Regions from separate parts of the Homo sapiens genome. Here region 1 is linked to region 2. Evidence: chromatin contacts called from ENCODE Hi-C or POLR2A ChIA-PET data. All regions are on one chromosome and are shown on one strand. Each heading gives the region's core, a stretch centred on a gene start or an enhancer-like site at or near the end of the contact. The rest is flanking DNA. Distances are from core to core; before and after follow the strand shown. Region 1 overlaps SSH2 (slingshot protein phosphatase 2). Region 2 overlaps SSH2 (slingshot protein phosphatase 2).

What was found. Hi-C counts contacts between places; a loop is a spot of excess contacts on that map. ChIA-PET counts read pairs that join two places held with the same protein, here RNA polymerase II (POLR2A).
Region 1: a loop to region 2 is called in a map of CD4-positive, alpha-beta memory T cell, with 7 times the contacts of the local background. The contact joins two enhancer-like sites. A Hi-C loop is called at or near these places in 1 of 168 maps with a recorded cell type or tissue (CD4-positive, alpha-beta memory T cell). POLR2A ChIA-PET finds 5 or more read pairs at or near these places in 9 of 52 experiments (A673, OCI-LY7, PC-9 and 6 more).

What each region holds. Positions count from the first base shown.
Region 1 is chr17:29,787,290-29,791,522 of GRCh38, reverse strand. The region is part of intron 3 of SSH2 (slingshot protein phosphatase 2); the gene reads left to right. Among named protein-coding and RNA genes, the nearest start is that of SSH2, 140 kb to the left of the region's middle. Within about 2 kb of position 1,874, at least 4 of the 41 ENCODE cell types and tissues checked have a DNase peak (open chromatin) inside an H3K27ac peak, as active enhancers do.
Region 2 is chr17:29,742,781-29,746,698 of GRCh38, reverse strand. All of the region lies in intron 3 of SSH2 (slingshot protein phosphatase 2), which reads left to right. Among named protein-coding and RNA genes, the nearest start is that of SSH2-AS1, 110 kb to the right of the region's middle. Within about 2 kb of position 1,943, at least 14 of the 41 ENCODE cell types and tissues checked have a DNase peak (open chromatin) inside an H3K27ac peak, as active enhancers do.

The DNA.
Region 1 (4,233 bases), core at 625-3,124, 45 kb before region 2:
TGCCTGAACTCATCTTGTCAGTTTGTGGGTTCAAATGTAGCTTGTAGTAGGAAATTAAATAGTAAACAGCATATCATTAAAACTAAAGGCCAGTTCCAGGTAACAAAGAAGACATTGCATTAATAATCTGTTATTTTTGCCAGGGGCAGTGGCTCATGCCTGTAATCCCAGCATTTTGGGAGGCTGAGGCAGACGGATCACATGAGGTCAGGAGTTCAAGAGCAACCTGGCCAACATGGTGAAACCCCATCTCTGCTAAAAATACAAAAAATTAGCCGGGTGTGGTGGTGCATGCCTGTAGTCCAGCTACTCAGGTGTCTGAGGCAGGAGAATTGGTTGAATCCTGGAGGTGGAGGTTGCAGTGAGCCGAGATCAAGCCACTGCACGCCAGCCTGGGCAGCAGAGCAAGACTCCGTCTCAAAAATTAATAATAATAATAATAATAAATCTTAACCAAATGCCATTTATTGACAAAGTCATAAAAATAATCTTTCAGACCAGGTGCAGTGGCTCACACCTGTAATCCCAGCACTTTGGGAGGCCATGTGGGTGGATCACCTGAGGTCAGGAGTTTGAGACCAGCCTGGCCAACATGGCGAAATCCTGTCTCTACTAAAAATACAAAAATTAGCTGGGTGTGGTGGCATGAGCCTGTAATCCCAGCTACTCAGGAGGCTGAGGCAGGAGAATCACTGGAACTCGGGAGGCAGAGGTTGCAGTGAGCTGAGATTGCGCCACTGCAATCCAGCCTGGGCAATAGAGCAAGACTCTGTCTCAAAAAAAAAAAAAAAAATCTTTCAGTACAATTAGACCAAACTATGATGGCTTTGTTCACAGATAACAACCATAACTACAAAAATAGATAAATTAGACTACATCAAAATTTCAAACTTCTGTGCATCAAAAGACACTATCAACAGAGTGAAAAGGCAACCCATGGAACAGAAGAAAATATTTGCAAATCATAAGGGGTTAAATCCAGAATGTGGATATAAAGAACTACAGCTCAATAAAAACAAAACCCTAGTCAGTCCACTATAACAAAATACCTAGACTGGGTGGCTGAAACAACAGACATTTATTTCTCACAGTCCTGGAGGCTGGGAAATCTAAGATCAAGGTGCCAGAATGTTCATGTGAGGGTGTTCTTCCGGGCTTGCAGACAGCCACCTTCTCTCAGTGTTCTTACTTGGTGGGGAGAAAGAAAGAGAGAGCACGTTCTGGTCTCTTCCTATTCTTTTAAGGACACGTCATGGGGGGCTCACCATCATGACCTCATCTAACCCTAACTACCTCCCAAAGGCCTCGCCTCACTTTCGAGGGTAGGGCTTCAACATATGAATTAGCAGGGGGCACAAGCATTAAGTCCATAATATTTTGCCCGGGAACCCACAAAATTCATGTTCTCATACACAAAATATATTCATTCCATCTCAACATCTTTAAAAGACAAAACATTCCAGCATCAGTTCTGAAGCCTAAAGTCCAAAGTTTTATATCATCTAAATCAGATACAAGTAAGACCAGGAATGATTCATTCTGAGCCAACATTCCTCTCCAGCTGTGAACCTGTGAAACCAGGTAAATTAAGCACTTCCAAAATACCATGGTGAGGTAAGCATAGGATAGATTTCCTATCTCAAAAGGTAGAAATCAGAAGGAAAGTAGGACTGATAGGTCCCAAATAAGTTTAAAACTTAGCAAGGCAAATCCCCTTAGGTCTTAAGACTTGAAAATAATCCTTCTTGGTTTGATGCTCTGCTCTCCAGATGCACTTGAGTGGCAGCGTCACCCTCATTGCTTCATGTGGTGGCCCTGCCCCTTCAGCTCAGTGGAGTGCCATCCACAGGGCTCTCTGCAAGAGCCCTGCCCACACAACTCTGCTTGCCAGTGGTCCTAGCCTTTGAAACTGAAGTGAAGACAGCCTGCTCCCTGATCGCCACCCATGGTGGGTGTGATGAGAGTAGAAGCCCTGATGATCATCACTGAATTGCCTTTGGGGGGATCCTTCTTCCCCTTTCTTGAAGGATAATGCGTAGTCACAGTCTTCCTTTATTCCATTTCATTTTCTCTGTTTCCCTTAGTCCTAGCTGGCAGTATTTCTGTTTGCATAATCCCTTCTCTATCCTGGCTTCTATTGAGATGGCTGATTAGGCCTGTGGTTCACACCAACACTACCCTCCTTATATGGTCAGTCAGCCACACTGTTGGTGTTCCCTTCCAAACATGCTTTCTCATTTTTTGCAATATGCACAGGCAGAGAATGTTCCAAGTAAGTTCTGGTTCCCTTTTGCTTAACTATTCCTTCTGCAATTCATTTCTCTCTTTTTGCATTTTATTATAGCAGCCAGAAGGAGCCAAACCACTCCTTCACCACTTTGCTTAGAAACCACTGTAGTTGAATGTCCAATTCCACTGTTGCAAGTTCTACCTTCCACAAAATACTAGAACACAAACACAATCCAGCCCAAGTTCTTTGCCACTTTATAACAAGGATTGCCTTTTCTCCATTGTCCACTAACATGTTTCTTGTTTCCATCTGAGCCTTCGTCAGAAAGGGCTTTTCCATCCATATTTCTACAAATATTCTGTTCGTGGTTCTTTATGTATTCTCTAAGAAGATGGAAGCATTTTCTCCAGATCTCCTCTATCCTTTCTGAGCACTCACCAGAATTGCCTTTAGCAATCCCTTCATGGCAATCTTGGCTTTTTCTAGCATGCACTTCAAAACTCTTCTACCCATTACCTGGTTTCAAAGCCTCAGCACCCCATTTCTCAGGACCAATATCTGTATTAGTCAGGGTTCTTTAGAGAAATAGAACCAAAAAGGGTATCTCATAGAGATAGATAGATATATATAGAGAGAGGGAGAGAGGGAGGGAGGAAGGGAGGAAGGGAGGAAGGGAGGGAGAGAGTGAGGGAAAGAAAGAAAAAAGAGAGAGAAAGAAAGAAAGAAAAGAAAGAAATTGATTCTAAGTAAATGGTTTACATTATTGAGGCTGAGAAGTCCCAAGATCTGTAGGCTGGAAACCCAGGAGAACTAATGGTATAGTTCCAGTCCAAGTCCAAAGGCTTAAAGAACTAGGAGAGCCAATGGTGGCTCAGTCCACCATTTGCTGAGTCCAAGTCTGAGTCCGAAAATAGAAGACCAATGTCCTTGCTCAAAGGCAGAAGGAGGAACTTCTCCCTTATTCAGCCTTTTGTTCTATTCAGGCCTTCAATAGATTGAGTGAGGACTACCCACACTGGAGAGGACAGTCTGCTTTACCCAGTCTACTGATTCAAAGGTTAATATTATCCAGAAACACCCTCACAGATAAGCCGAGAATAATATTTAACCAAATACTGGACATCCTGTGACCCAGTCAGGTTGATGGTTGACACATAAAATTAACCATCATACAACCCAATTAAAAAATAAGCAAAGAACTTGAATAGACATTTCTCCAAAGAAGATAAACAAATAAGCAATAAGCATATGAAAAGATGCTCAAGGCCGAATGCAGTGACTCATGCCTGTAATTCCAGCACTTGGGAGGCTGAGAAGGAAGGATTGCTTGAGCCCAGGAGTTTGAGACCAGCCTGGGAAACATGGCAAGACCCCATCTCTACAAAAGATAAAAAAATTTAGCCAGGTGTGGTGTCACACACCTGTCCCAGCTACTCAGAATGTTGAGGTGGGAAGACTGCTTGAGTCCAGGAATTAAAGGCTGTGGTGAGCTAAGAAGGTTCCACTGCACTCCAGCCTGGGTAACAGTACAAGACCCTGTCTCTTAAAAAAAAAAAAAAAATCAAAATCACTAATCATTAAGGAAATGCAAATTGAAACCACGGTGAGATACTACCTCATACCCATTAGGATGGCCACTATCAACATAAAGCGTTGGTGAGGATATGGAGAAATTGGAAGCCTTGTGCACTATTGGTGGGAATGTAAAATGGCATAGCTGCAATGGAAAATAGTATGGTGATTCTTCAAAAAATTAAAAATAGAATATGATCATATGATCCAGCAATTCCACTTCTGGACTCCTGGGTAGATACCTAAAAGAATTGAAAGCAGGGTCTTAAGAGATTCATACACCCGTGTTCATAGCAACATTATTCACAATAGCCAAGAGATGGAAGCAACCCAAGTGTTCATCAACGATGAATGGATAAACAAAATGAGGTATTATATGTACAGTGGAATATTGTTCAGCCTTTAAAAAGGAAATAAGTTCTGACATGCCA
Region 2 (3,918 bases), core at 694-3,193:
TTCTTCAGGACTCTCCTCTGACCCACGTCCCTTTTAAGTTACTCTTTCTCTTAATGTTAATATACACAGTTCTCATGAACATCAAAAGTTTTAATTTCCCATAATTGTATCATCTCTCTTTTTTCCTTTTTTTTTTTTTTTTTTTTTTTTTGAGACAGAGTCTCACTCTGTCGCCCAGGCTGGAGTGCAGTGGTATGATCTTGGCTCACTGCAACCTCCGCCTCCCGGGTTCAAGGGATTCTCCTGCCTCAGCCTCCCTAGTAGCTGGGATTACAGGCGTCCACCACCACACCCGGCTAATTTTTGTTTTTTTTTAGTAGAGGCGGAGTTTCGCTATGTTGGCAAAGCTGGTGTTGAACTCCTGACCTCAGGTGATCTGCCTACCTCAGCCTCCCAAAGTGCTAGGATTACAGGCATGAGACATTGCACCTGGCCTCATCTATTTTTAGGGGGAGCTTTAGTTTGAAAAGTTGGGGTTTCTGTGGCAGGATGTGAATTCTCAATGTAAATCTCTCTTCCTAAGAGATGAGTGAAATAAATGGATTCAAACAACAAATAAAACTGAACCTCTTTGAAGTCCCTTTGAACAGACTTGATATCTATCATTGTGTTAATCCTACCTCTGTGATGCCCTTCCCTCCTCAATAAAATCTCACACTTAATTCTTAAAGTATCCCGTTCCTTAAACATTCTCTTTAAAAACTCTTAAAAGATTTATTGGGTCACATATTCAGAATAACTACTTGCCATTTGTTATTGTACCTAACAGTAATAGTGCAGTGTTTGAAATGAAATGGACCTGAGCTCCAGAGTTCATCATTTATTATCTGTGTGACTTTGAACATATTATATAATCACCCTAAACCTTTTTCCTCATCAGTAAAATGGAACTTATAATACCTATGAGGATTAAATACGATATGGTAGCTTAAATTTTTGCTCATTTTGCTCTTTTGATATGAGCCAAATTATAGGAGAAATAATTAGAGTGGCACACTAGCATGATGGTAAACATTCTGTCATTTCCATCATTATCCTAAATTGCATCTATTCTGTGTAAGAAGTAAGAGATAAAAAAGAAGTACAAGACATGGTTCCTGAAGACAGGATACTCAGTTTGTTGAGGAAATAAGACGTCAATGAAGGGATAAATAAGAGCACAATTTATTGCATGGTAAGTGTCAGATGAACAGTACAATTTGTGCTTTAGAAATTCAGAGAACAGAAGGGTATCATTGTAGCTGGGTGCGGTGGCTCACGCCTGTAATCCCAGCACTTTCAGAGGCCGAGGCAGGCGGGTCACTTGAGTTCAGGAGTTCAAGACCAGCCTGGCCAACATGGTGAAACCCCGTCTCTACTAAAAATACAAAAATTAGCCGGGTGTGGTGATGGGCGCCTGTAATCCCCGCTACTCGGGAGGCTGAAGCATGAGAATCGCTTGAACCCAGGAGGCAGAGGTTGCAGTGAGCTGAGATCCTGCCACTGCACTCCAGCCTAGGTGACAGAAAAAGACTCTGTTTCAAAAAAAAAAAAAGAAAAACGAAAAGAAAATTACTTTGAGCATACTTTGGGTATATCATATGGGCAGAGCATCCGGAGTATCTACTAGGCACATAGCACAGTAACCAGTGTTTGCAGATTTTACATAGTTTATTTAGGAAGGTTGCCAATTTTGCAAGGCCATTGTTATTGAATCAGTACCAGTGACTGTGAGCACAATGTGAAATCCCCACAGGCAACACAAGAACAGAAATCATTAAACTATCTGCTAGTGGCTTTATGGTTTGTTTATTTAAACACACACACACACACACACACACACACACACACACACACACTCAAGTAATCCAAAGCAAAACTTCTTTCTCTTCTTCCTCCAGGTGCTTAGCTTTAGATATTATTATTACATCAGCATCACGTCGTAGGCAGGGTTATTCCCATGACACAGAGGGCTTATAATATTTACAATGGAGTGAGCTATAAGGGGAAGGGTGTGCTGATAGCTATTTTTCCTTGTTGTTATTGGCTTGGTTACTAGTTTAATGGCCTAGTTGCCAATTAATGGCTTAATGTATTTAATGTTCTATATAAGCAATGTACAACTCTTTAGTTTCTAAGTCAAATACACGTGAAAATCACCCTAGTGGATATGAGAATCTTCCATACAAATAGTAAGCCTGTGATTATACATTATCAGTAAAGATCAAGAACTATATAAATGCCATGTTACATTAAGCCCAAATGATAATTTAATGATATTGAGTCAAAAAAGAGATACTGCAGCTACTAAAAAGTTAGAAATTATGCCCTAATACACGCCGGGACCAGCAGGCTCCTCAGCCAACCCTGTCCCTCGGCCTGGCCCTGCCAGAGAGGGACCCCAGCCCATCTTGGGCATCGGCAGGACTCAGCCGCTCCCACCTCCCCACAGAAACCCAGGAGTGTGTGGACGTCTGAGCCCAGCTTCCTGCATCCCCACCCGGCCCACCTGGCCCCTCACCCCCGGCAGCGGGCCAGCTGCGCCCCCCACTCCCCCTCCTACCCCAGCAGGGGCTTCTGGGGCCTTTTCACCTAGAGAAACATTCCCACTGCCCTTTGGCGTCCCTGTACTCTGAGCTGTGAATATTTTTAACCCTGTGAATACGGCCCGCTCTTGTGACACAGAGACTATTTTATCAACTGTCAGCCCCATTCCTTTATGATAGGATTCTCCACAGTGGCTTCCGACTCAGGCTCCAATGGACCAAATAAAAGCGTTTTGTTTTGTAAAAAAAAAAAAAAAAAAAAAAAAGGAAAAAAGAAAAAAGAAATTATGCCCTAATAATGCCTATGCCAAGAAAAATGGCATACTGAAACTAGGTAAGAGAAACTGCATATTTCATAACATTTAGTGATTCTAACCAAATGAATTTAAACCCAGTATAATTTTTTTCAAAATTAAAAGTGAATAATGTAGTAGACTAGCTAGTTATCTCTAATGTAAAGATGAAAAACTATTGCTTTAATCATACTTTTTTTATTGTTTCCCCTTGGAAGTGCTTGAGTACATTTGTTAAGAACACGCTTTAATCCTGGTTATTAGTGTGCCGGGGCTTATTCACCCCTGTGGCTCTCCCATAGTCAGTCCCAGTTATCGTAGTCTACTATGCCCATGCTACTGGAATTTTCTCTTCTTGTTTTGTTGCTACTTTAGATGCTTGGAGAAATTCTCAGGAAGGCCATATGCCCCATTTGTCAGAAAATGATAGTGTCATAATGAAAAAGTTCGTTATGCTTAAAAAAAAAACAAATCTAGCCTCTTCCTCAATTAGAATCAAAATCAACAAATAAATATTGAATGTCAGTGCTCTTCTTTATGGCAATCTTATAAATAACTTCAGGAGAAATTTCCAAATGGAGAATCCCCTAGGCATTTAAAAAAAGAACTCTCTACCATTATATACAGTAAAGTTGATAATGAACTCAGCTTAAAAATGAACTTCTGTGCTATGCATGGTGGTCACGCCTGTAATCCCAGCACTTTTGGATTGCTTGAGGCCAGGAGTTCAAGACCATCTTGGCCAACATAGTAAAACCTCACCTCTACTAAAAATACAAAAATTAGTTCAGCGTGGTGGGACATGCCTGTAATCCCAGCTACTCAAGAGGCTGACGCATGAGAGTCCCTTGAACCCGGGAGGTGGAGGTTGCAGTGAGCTGATATCACGCTACTGAACTCCAGCCTGGACGACAGAGTGAGACTGTGTCTCAAAAAATCAAAAGAAGGCTGGGCACAGGGGCTCACGCCTGTAATCCCAGAACTTTGGGAGGCTGAGGTCGGCGGATCACTTGAGGTCCGGAATTCAAGACCAGCCTGGCCAACATGGTGAAACCCCGTCTCTACTAAAAAATACAAAAATTAGCTGGGCATGGTGGGCA